Regions from separate parts of the Homo sapiens genome. Here region 2 is linked to region 1. A link is a loop called in an ENCODE intact Hi-C map of the cell type or tissue named here. Cell type or tissue: gastrocnemius medialis. All regions are shown on one strand. Each heading gives the region's core, and the rest is flanking DNA. Links, peaks and the distances in the headings are about the cores only. Region 1 overlaps TPP2 (tripeptidyl peptidase 2). Region 2 overlaps TPP2 (tripeptidyl peptidase 2).

Region 1 (4,406 bases), core at 116-4,115:
TGCCTCTACCACTTTTATGTATGACCTTAGGCAACTTACAAAATTTTGATACCTTAGTTTCTTATCTACACGACCTGCCTTAGGCTGTGATGAATGAGTATTAAGTACATGCAAAGTCCCCAACAATATTTGCTGTTATTGCAAACAATTATTGAAGGCCTATGTGCCAAACACTACTTACTACTGGAAACATAAAGATGAATAAGAACCTGCTTTCTGTCTTTGAGGAATGTAACAGAGATTGACAAACACTTGATGAACATATAATAAAATTGTTATAGATCATTCTATTTTTGCAATACTACTACTATATTAGGGGCTATGCATTCTATTACCTGTTTACTGTGTTTACTGTGTCTATGGCAACAATTGTTAAATACTTTAGTTGCCTTTACAATACAAATCAGTGTCAGGATTTTCTTTGAGTACATTCTCCACATTCCAAAGTAGAGACCAAAAATATATATAAATGATTATAAGTATATTTGACAGATGCAGTAATTACAGGTAAAAACTTGTACCAAAGAAACCATGTTTATATAATCTAATACTTGTTTTTTTACTTCTATCCTCATTTGCAATTTTGGCATTTTTTATTTCTATCCTGATTTGCATCTTTGTAATTATTTATGTTAGCTCTGGTTTCTTGTGCATGAAGAGGTATTTTTAAGTGGATTTCCACGGCTAATAATTTCTCATATTAGTTTTCTTCCCAAAAAACAGATGGTTCATTCTGTGGAATACTCAGCTCTTTTGAAGACACCAATTTTCTTTTTCAAAGTTTTTAAAAATGTACTCTATGTACCATATTCATTTCAAAAGCTACACTTCTGTTAAAGCCTTAATTTTATGGTTAAAGCTAATGCCTTAAAATGTAAATTATTTTATAAACAAGCTTTATCATGTTTTACATTGTAGGTTTTGACATTTGCATATAAACATGCATTAGTAAATAAAATGTATGGGAGAGGCCTTAAATTTGCAACTAAACTTGTGGAAGAAAAACCAACAAAAGAAAACTGGAAAAATTGTATTCAAGTAAGTGATATTTAAAATGTCACTGTTAAGCATCACTTTGATATTGCATAGTGACAAGATAACTAGAAAGGATTAGGACTGTGATATAGCAATACTGGTTTTATTGTGACCAGTTATTACAGTAATTAGCGTAATATGAACTATAGAATAAATATATGAGAGACAGTCAATAAGCTATTTAAATTTTAAAAACACTTTTCACTGCTATCCAAAAAACTGATACTAGCCTCAAATGTTTTCAACAAGGGCAAATGCATTTTGAATTTTGTAACCGTAGAAGCCAGTTTTTCTTTATGAAGGAAACAAATCCTTTTAAAGGCATGTTGCCTCAACTCTAAAATGGTTCAACTTCTGGAGTTTATATTTGATTTTATTCTTCATTTGAGATGGTAGGCATTTTTAAAATTATCTTACCATATACAATATTATGTGCAGAGAAATTTTATAGTTGAGGTTTCTGCACAAGTTAGTTGTCAAGTAAAAAAATTTAGCTGATTTCTACAGAAGTTACTTTAGTCTGACCTCGTCTTTGAACATGCTTAATTGGTTTATGCCTAAAGGATACGTGAAGGCAGGGGAGTTTGGTGGTGCCAGATTCAGCTAAAGGGCAAGTCCAGGTTAATTATACTTTATATGTAAGGTACCCTTTGGATGTAAAACTGATCAGTAGGTTCCTCTGAAAATGTTTGATAATTAGAGTAAGCTATATTCATATTTACTCTTAGAGCTTTTTGTTTACCTTCACCAGTCAGTCCAAATTGTAAGACATTTTAAATTAGCTCCTCCAGATCTTTGACTAGATTAAGAGAACTCTTTCTGGAGCCAGGTGTTGATATGTCTAATGTGGTTCTCATCATGTGGAATCTGATCCGTGAGCACTTAGGTTTGTAAAGCCAGTGATCCCTGCCGACGTTCACATCAGGGAGTGTTTCTTAACTTGTCTGCCCTCCACTCTGCCCCCCCCGCTGCCTGTTCTCCACACAGCAGCTGGAAAAGATGCCTTTTGACACCTGCTGTTGAATCTCCATCACATTTGGAATAAAATCCAAACTCTCCCCAGTGGTCCATAAGGCCCCTGCCTACCTCTCCAGACTTATTTCATATCACACTTGCCCATACAAACTCTGCTTCTGCCACACCAGCATCTCTGCTTAGCACAAACAGCCACACCTTTTCCTACCAAAGGACCTTAGCACTAACTACTCTGGCTGGATGGAATGTCTTTCCCAGATTTTCGCACAGATTTCTTGTCATTCAAACTCAACTGGAGTATCACCTCCATAGAGATCCTTTCTTAACCATCTAACTCCCCAGTTAGTTTATATTGTGTCAAATATTATTTCTACTGTACACCTGATAAATATCTTATTACTTGTTTATTCATTTATTAATTTGCTTATTATTTGCTTTTCCTGAAAGTGGGAGGTGAATTTGTTCAGTGCTGTTTTCCCAGTGTTTGACATGATAGTTACTCAGAAAAAATGAATGAAAGGAACTTAGGTTGGTAGGAAGGAAAGGAACAAGTAAGTTGGAAGGAAGAAGGGAGGAACACAGGTTAATAGGAAAGAGGGAAAAGGACAGTTGGTAGGGATAATGATGAGAACAATAGGTTGGTTGGTAGGAAAGTTGGTTGATAGTAAGAAAAGTTGGTTGGTGGGAAGGAGGATCAATGGGTGGGTGACGGTTGGTGGAAGGAAGGTTCTATATGCTACTACCTTACTGTTACTATTTAATACAGAATTTATTCTAAATACTGAGCTTAAAAATCTGTCACTTCCTTTATAATAATATATTATTGTATTTTGTTGTAGCTGATGAAGTTACTTGGATGGACCCATTGTGCATCTTTTACTGAAAACTGGCTCCCCATCATGTATCCTCCCGATTATTGCGTATTCTAAAATAGGAAACAAGACTTTAAATTTTAAAAAAGGAAGTTTTATAGTGAATGGGTATAAAAACAAATTTGTGGCATTTTTAGTCTAATGCATGTTTTCATCCACTATCCAGTACTGATTATTAAAATGACATGTATTTATCAGAGAATTCACTGACGTGTGGCTTAATACATGTAAATCTAGACCTCTGACATCATGGTGTTTTCTTAATGCCTCACATTGCTGGCACGGGGATGTGCCCTGCCTGCCAGCACCTAGGACTTCGAGTTGGGTTGCAGCTTATGACATGCATGATAGGTTTTGGAAGGTAACTTTTAACTGCAAACCTATAAAGTACTATTTTTTATTTTATAAATGAACAGGGTTTTAACGTGCTCAACTTTAATTTTTTTCAATTGTATGAAGGCCTTAAAAAAGCTACATTAAGCGTAGCTAAAATTATTTATTGGACTAAAAACTAACAGAACTTCATTTCCAGAATTTTTTTTTTTTTTTTTTTTTTTTGGCAAATGTTTACATTCAATTAAGGGGAAAAAGTAGAACCAGCACAAATGAGTGGCAGTTGCTGGAGCATAACTGCTTCAATAAATCTTCATCTTGGGGTAATTACAGGCAAGTCATTTTCACATCCTCTTGAGGTTCAGAGCATCAGAATGAACTCTATGAATACATGTGTAAGTGCCAGACAGCTGAATCTTTATCAGGTATTGTAAAGATACACATATGATATGTTTATTAAAATTGAAATAATGTAAAACACATGAATAAATTTGCAAAACCAAGATCACAGTACACCATATGCACTCTGGTACCTTAATTTTTTTTTATAAATAATAAAAGTGAATATTGAAGCTTCTTAAAGTTGGTCTTAATTTTTCATAAATAAAATTTGGGGTTATAACAGAAATAATACATTAAATACATAGACAAAAAAAGTTAAACATAAGATAATCTATTTTACAGTGTTTCTTATAGGCTTACAATTATTTGAATGTATTTCCAGTTCTTGTATGATTAACTTTTGTGCATATCTAACTTTTTATTATTTTTATCTTTGGCTACTGCACGTGCATCTCTCGTCATTCCTCCACCAAATAAACAGACAAAAGTAGTATTGAAAAGTTTACAGTCCCTTATCTAATGGCAAATTGTGTGTATGTATGATTTTTTTATCTTGTTCTCTTAAGATTTACTGCTGCTTAAAATTACTACCAGTAATCCTTAGTCACTCCCAACTGTTTCTGCTGTATCTCATGAAGTGTTAGAGCGTTTATGAGAAACATAAATACATGTATAAGCATATTGGTCACACCTTCTGGGCTAGCTAGGGTCCAAAGTCTATCCATGAAAGCTACATGCATGTTCTCTCTCACACACTCATGGACTTTCACCTGCACACACATACAGGTCCCCATTTGTATAGGTTTAGTCCAGTAAGAGAATGGAGAAGCTCAGTAAAGGTAGGATGAC
Region 2 (4,406 bases), core at 66-4,065, 60 kb before region 1:
CTCCTGGGCTCAAGTGATCCGCCTGCCTCATTCTCCCAAAGTGCTGGGACTACAGGTGTGAACCATTGCATGACTGCATTTTATATAGTATATTAAATGTAATCAGCTGTGTTGATAAGATGTGATTTAATATGCAAATATAGTGTTGTTGAAGTGGACTGTTCCTTTAGCTGCGTTGGGAGTTACCGTGAGTTAAAGACACTGAAGATAAAGGTTAAAACCAATTTCAGTGACATAGAACCCTATCAAGTCAAAGAGGATGGAAAAAAAAATAGGGAGGACATTGAGGATGCCTGCATTGTCTGTCAAAATGCAGCTGTAGTCTTACTCTAGTCCTCTGCGTACACTAGGCTTATGGCATTTCCCAATTTTGTATGGGCCCAGAATACAACATTTTCTTCCTTTTAATGACTGGGAATTCAGTCAGTATTCTTGGAGAAGAGAAGGTTTTAAATTGGGGAATATGATACATAAAAATACATCTGGATGTGTCTTGGTAAACTTCTCTTAAACCCTGGGTGCAATGAATTGACTAACCAGTTTTTAGTAAGTGATCCATGGCTTTATCTGCTTCATTAGAAACTTTTTTTTTTTTTCTCTTTGAGACAGAGTCTTACTCTGTTGCCCAGGCTGGAGTGCAGTGGCTCAATCTCTGCTCACTGCAGCCTCAGCCTCCTGGGTTCAAGCGATTCTCGTGCCTTAGCCTCCCAAGTAGCTGGGATTACAGGCACCTGCCACCCCACCTGGCTAATTTTTGTATTTTTAGTAGAGACGGGGTTTCACCTTGTTGGCCAGGCTGGTCTCGAACTCCTCACCTCAGGTGATCCGCCTACCTCAGCCTTCCAAATTGTTAGGATTACAGGCGTGAGCCACCACACCCGGCCAAAAATGATTTTTTAAAACCTCTCTATGAGAATTGTGTAGTATCACAACTGTACCAACAAAGTCCACATATAAATGCCTGTCTAGGTTTACCTGAGTATTTGTCAGCCTAATTGTAAGGTAATTTTTCTGTCTTTGCAGAAAGAACGGAAGGAAAAAATCTGGGACCCTGTTCACAGAGTGGCCCTTGCAGAAGCCTGTAGAAAACAGGAAGAATTTGATGTTGCCAACAACGGCTCTTCTCAAGTTGGTGCTAGTCGATTTCATTTAAACATTACCCTAGAACCATATTCCCATAGAGTTTCTACAGAACTAATAGACTGTTTTTCCACAAGTTTTCTTTTTTCACAAATTTTCTTTTAAGTTGGTTAATTTTACTAATTTTTCCTTTATTATTTATCCTCAAGTCAATGTACATATGTATGAATTTTTAAAATTTAACACATAATACACGTAGGGTAAAAGTACATAAATTGTGTTTGGTTATGAATTCTCCCATGAAAGCTGCACCTAGGAATTTCTCTTGTGCCCCTTCCTTGTCACTGCTCCCTTTTTCCTTCCGAAAGACAACCACCACCTTGACTTCTAACACTGCAGATGATTTTGCCTATTTTGATTTGTGTAAAATGGAACCATATAGTATGGTTTTGTTTTTTGTTTTTTGTTTTTTTTTTTTGAGACGGAGTCTCGCTCTGTTCCAGGCTGGAGTGCAGTGGTGTGATCTCGGCTCATTGCAACCTCTGCCTTCCGGGTTCAAGCTATTCTCGCCTCAGCCTCCTGAGTAGCTGGGATTACAGGCACGTGCCACCACACCCGACTAGTTTTTTTTTTTTGCATTTTTAGTAGAGACAGGGTTTCACCGTGTTGGCCAGGCTGGTCTTGAACTCCCAACCTTGTGATACGCCCACCTTGGCCTCCCAAAGTGCTGGGATTACAGGCATGAGCCACCGTGCCCGGCCTATGTATTCTCTAATTATATGTATTATTGTCACTTTTAAAAAGGGTTTCAAAATACTTCATTTTTCAGTTAATATATTAGACCTCAAGGTCCTTGTTTCAAAACATGGGAGGGTGTAGTCCTTGGTTCCCATATACTGATTTGTGGAATTGATACTGATGAACTGATTATCTCTAAGTCACCTGAATTATTTTAAAAGTAATTAAGTTTTCCGGGCTTTATCCCCTGATAATTCTGATTTACTAAGTGGGATTAGAAACAGCATCGATGTTTGTGATAGCCTTTACATGATTGTGATTTGCGTGAAATTTAGTAATTATTGGCCAAGATAATAATTTGCTATCCTACTAGTTTCTGATGTGACAGCCTCAGATTATCATAAGGACAAATAACTTGCTCAGGATTGCACAGCTAAGTTGCTGAATTGAGATTTGAATCCATATTTCTTCCCTCTAGGTTAATACTCACACCACACTATTTATAGAAGGCAGATTGATTTTAAGCAATATTAAGTGCTTTTGATCAAAGACGACTACCTTTTTCAATAAATTGCCAAATAGTAAATATTTTTAGTACTCTCTTATGACTGCTCAACACTCCCCTTGTATCATGAAAACCTAGGCAATATGTAACTGAACCAGGAAGGCCATGTTCCAGTAAAGCTTCATTTACACAACTTTGTCACAGGCTAGATTTGGCCCATGCACCATGATTTGTCAACCCCTGCTGGATCTTAATATAGTAACATAGTCTAGAGATATTCGTCTCAATTTCAGTATTTATATGCCTTTCTATCTCCCAGCTTATTTCTGTTTAAACCAGTCATTTTCCTAATTATTTGAGTACCTAACTTATTTTTTTATATACACTCTAGGTTAGAGAAATGTTTTGGAGAGGTAACACCTGCTAGTGCCAGTTGTTGTCTAGTGTGTACGTAATCGAATTTAAAGCACTTGGTTTTATTCATGACCACAGAGCTAAAATAAGGCTTCACTTACCCCCATTAAATGCTTCTATTTAACATAGCAGTTTCTAAAAGATATAAGATGATTCATGGGTTTTATTATTTATTTGGATTCTTAAGAAATAAATTTGAGATAGAATAGGTCCTGATATAAAAATCTAAAAGTCAATAGATAACCTATTTTGTAGCAGTTTTAGAGTTGCTTTTGGAAATAAGTTAGATAACAAATATGTAACAAGCATATCTTGGCTAAATGGAATCACCAACGTGTAGCACAGTGTATTTCCCAAAGCAGGCCTAGTGAGTGAATAAATGAGATTGAGTAAAATAACTGTTTTTTAGATCTTTATTAATTAGATCTGTATTAATGGGTATCTGCTTCATTGAATTGAATGACAAGTTGCATAGATAGAACAAAATTTTCTTACATTTTTTCAGGGTAAAATAATTTTACTATGGATTAACATTGTATCTTTGGCTGTATGTTAATACAACTTTTAGAAGGACAGAATGTACTAATGTTAATCAGTTTTCCAACTGACTAGGCAAATAAACTAATCAAGGAGGAACTTCAAAGTCAAGTGGAATTGCTAAATTCTTTTGAGAAGAAATACAGCGATCCTGGCCCTGTATATGACTGCTTGGTATGGCATGATGGCGAAGTCTGGAGGTAAACTTCGTGTATTTTATACATCTTCATTTACAAATGTTTTCTTTTCTACTCTGAAAAACATTAAATGCTCAGAGCTGCACAGAATTTTGGTTTATTCGTGATATCACTCAGCAAAATCATTTAAGGGCCAAATTGGCATCTGGGTAGTTTTGGACAAGCCCCTTGAACTTCTAGTTATAATTATTGACACTAAACCTGACTTTTATCTGATTTAAATAAACTTACTTCATTAATAATTTATTAGTATGTTGACCATCCGTATATTTGGAAATGTTTCCTCATTTGTTAATTGAGATAGTGGTGCTTACAGGGCTTTGTGAAAATTAAATTTGATGTTTCTAGATATAGTAAGCAATCAATGTACGCTGTTGCTGCTGCTGTTTCTATTACTAAAACTAATAATAATAATGCGATTTATACCAAGTTACCCATCATGTACGTTTTTTAGTTTCTTTTTTAGTGCCTTATATACTGCATATGTGCTTCTTGGAGTTGATTAGTCTGCCTTCTTGAGTTACTATCTGCATGAAAACAGGAAGACATTGTTAATACAGATATTTAGCCATATGTGTGCTTTAGGATTTCTGCAAAAAAAAAACAAACAAACAGGGACTATTTCTTAAACTTGTAGTCAAGAATTACTTGTAGTCTGCGTCCCTGCTTATACACAAAGAATTGCATCACAAGGTGGGGCACACACAGATCATGCCATGACTGCTTCCTCACTGCTCTCACAATTGTTCACCTTCACAGTGCACCCTTCTTAAAGGAGGGTTCTCCTCCCACGTGTGCAGGTACTAACTCATCTTTCATCAAAGGTGTATGCAATGTTAAGTTGAATGAGAAATTTCTGCTCAATTTGGGGATGATGGTGTTAATAAAATAACTGCACATAACTCTTTCAATCTAGATATTAAATATTAATGCAC

The links. Hi-C counts contacts between places; a loop is a spot of excess contacts. Peaks named below come from ENCODE experiments on the same cell type or tissue, not always from the same donor. Only the 100,000 strongest peaks of a DNase experiment are listed, where the experiment ranks them.
Region 2: a loop joins it to region 1, with 2.5 times the contacts of the local background. A loop is called at or near these places in 7 of 110 quality-filtered maps.

The regions. Positions count from the first base shown.
Region 1 is chr13:102,675,378-102,679,783 of GRCh38, forward strand. It overlaps TPP2 (tripeptidyl peptidase 2), which reads left to right. Exons shown (of 30, transcript NM_001330588.2): 29 at 919-1,038; 30 at 2,850-4,406. The coding sequence ends at 2,939. Among named protein-coding and RNA genes, the nearest start is that of METTL21C, 17 kb to the right of the region's middle. In gastrocnemius medialis, for the core only: no CTCF peak of the experiment used is centred there; DNase peaks (open chromatin) are centred at 1,984 and 3,184; H3K27ac peaks cover 3,221 bases.
Region 2 is chr13:102,615,373-102,619,778 of GRCh38, forward strand. TPP2 (tripeptidyl peptidase 2) reads left to right here. Exons shown (of 30, transcript NM_001330588.2): 4 at 1,024-1,128; 5 at 3,350-3,474. Among named protein-coding and RNA genes, the nearest start is that of TPP2, 21 kb to the left of the region's middle. In gastrocnemius medialis, for the core only: no CTCF peak of the experiment used is centred there; a DNase peak (open chromatin) is centred at 2,529; H3K4me3 peaks cover 411 bases; H3K27ac peaks cover 2,272 bases.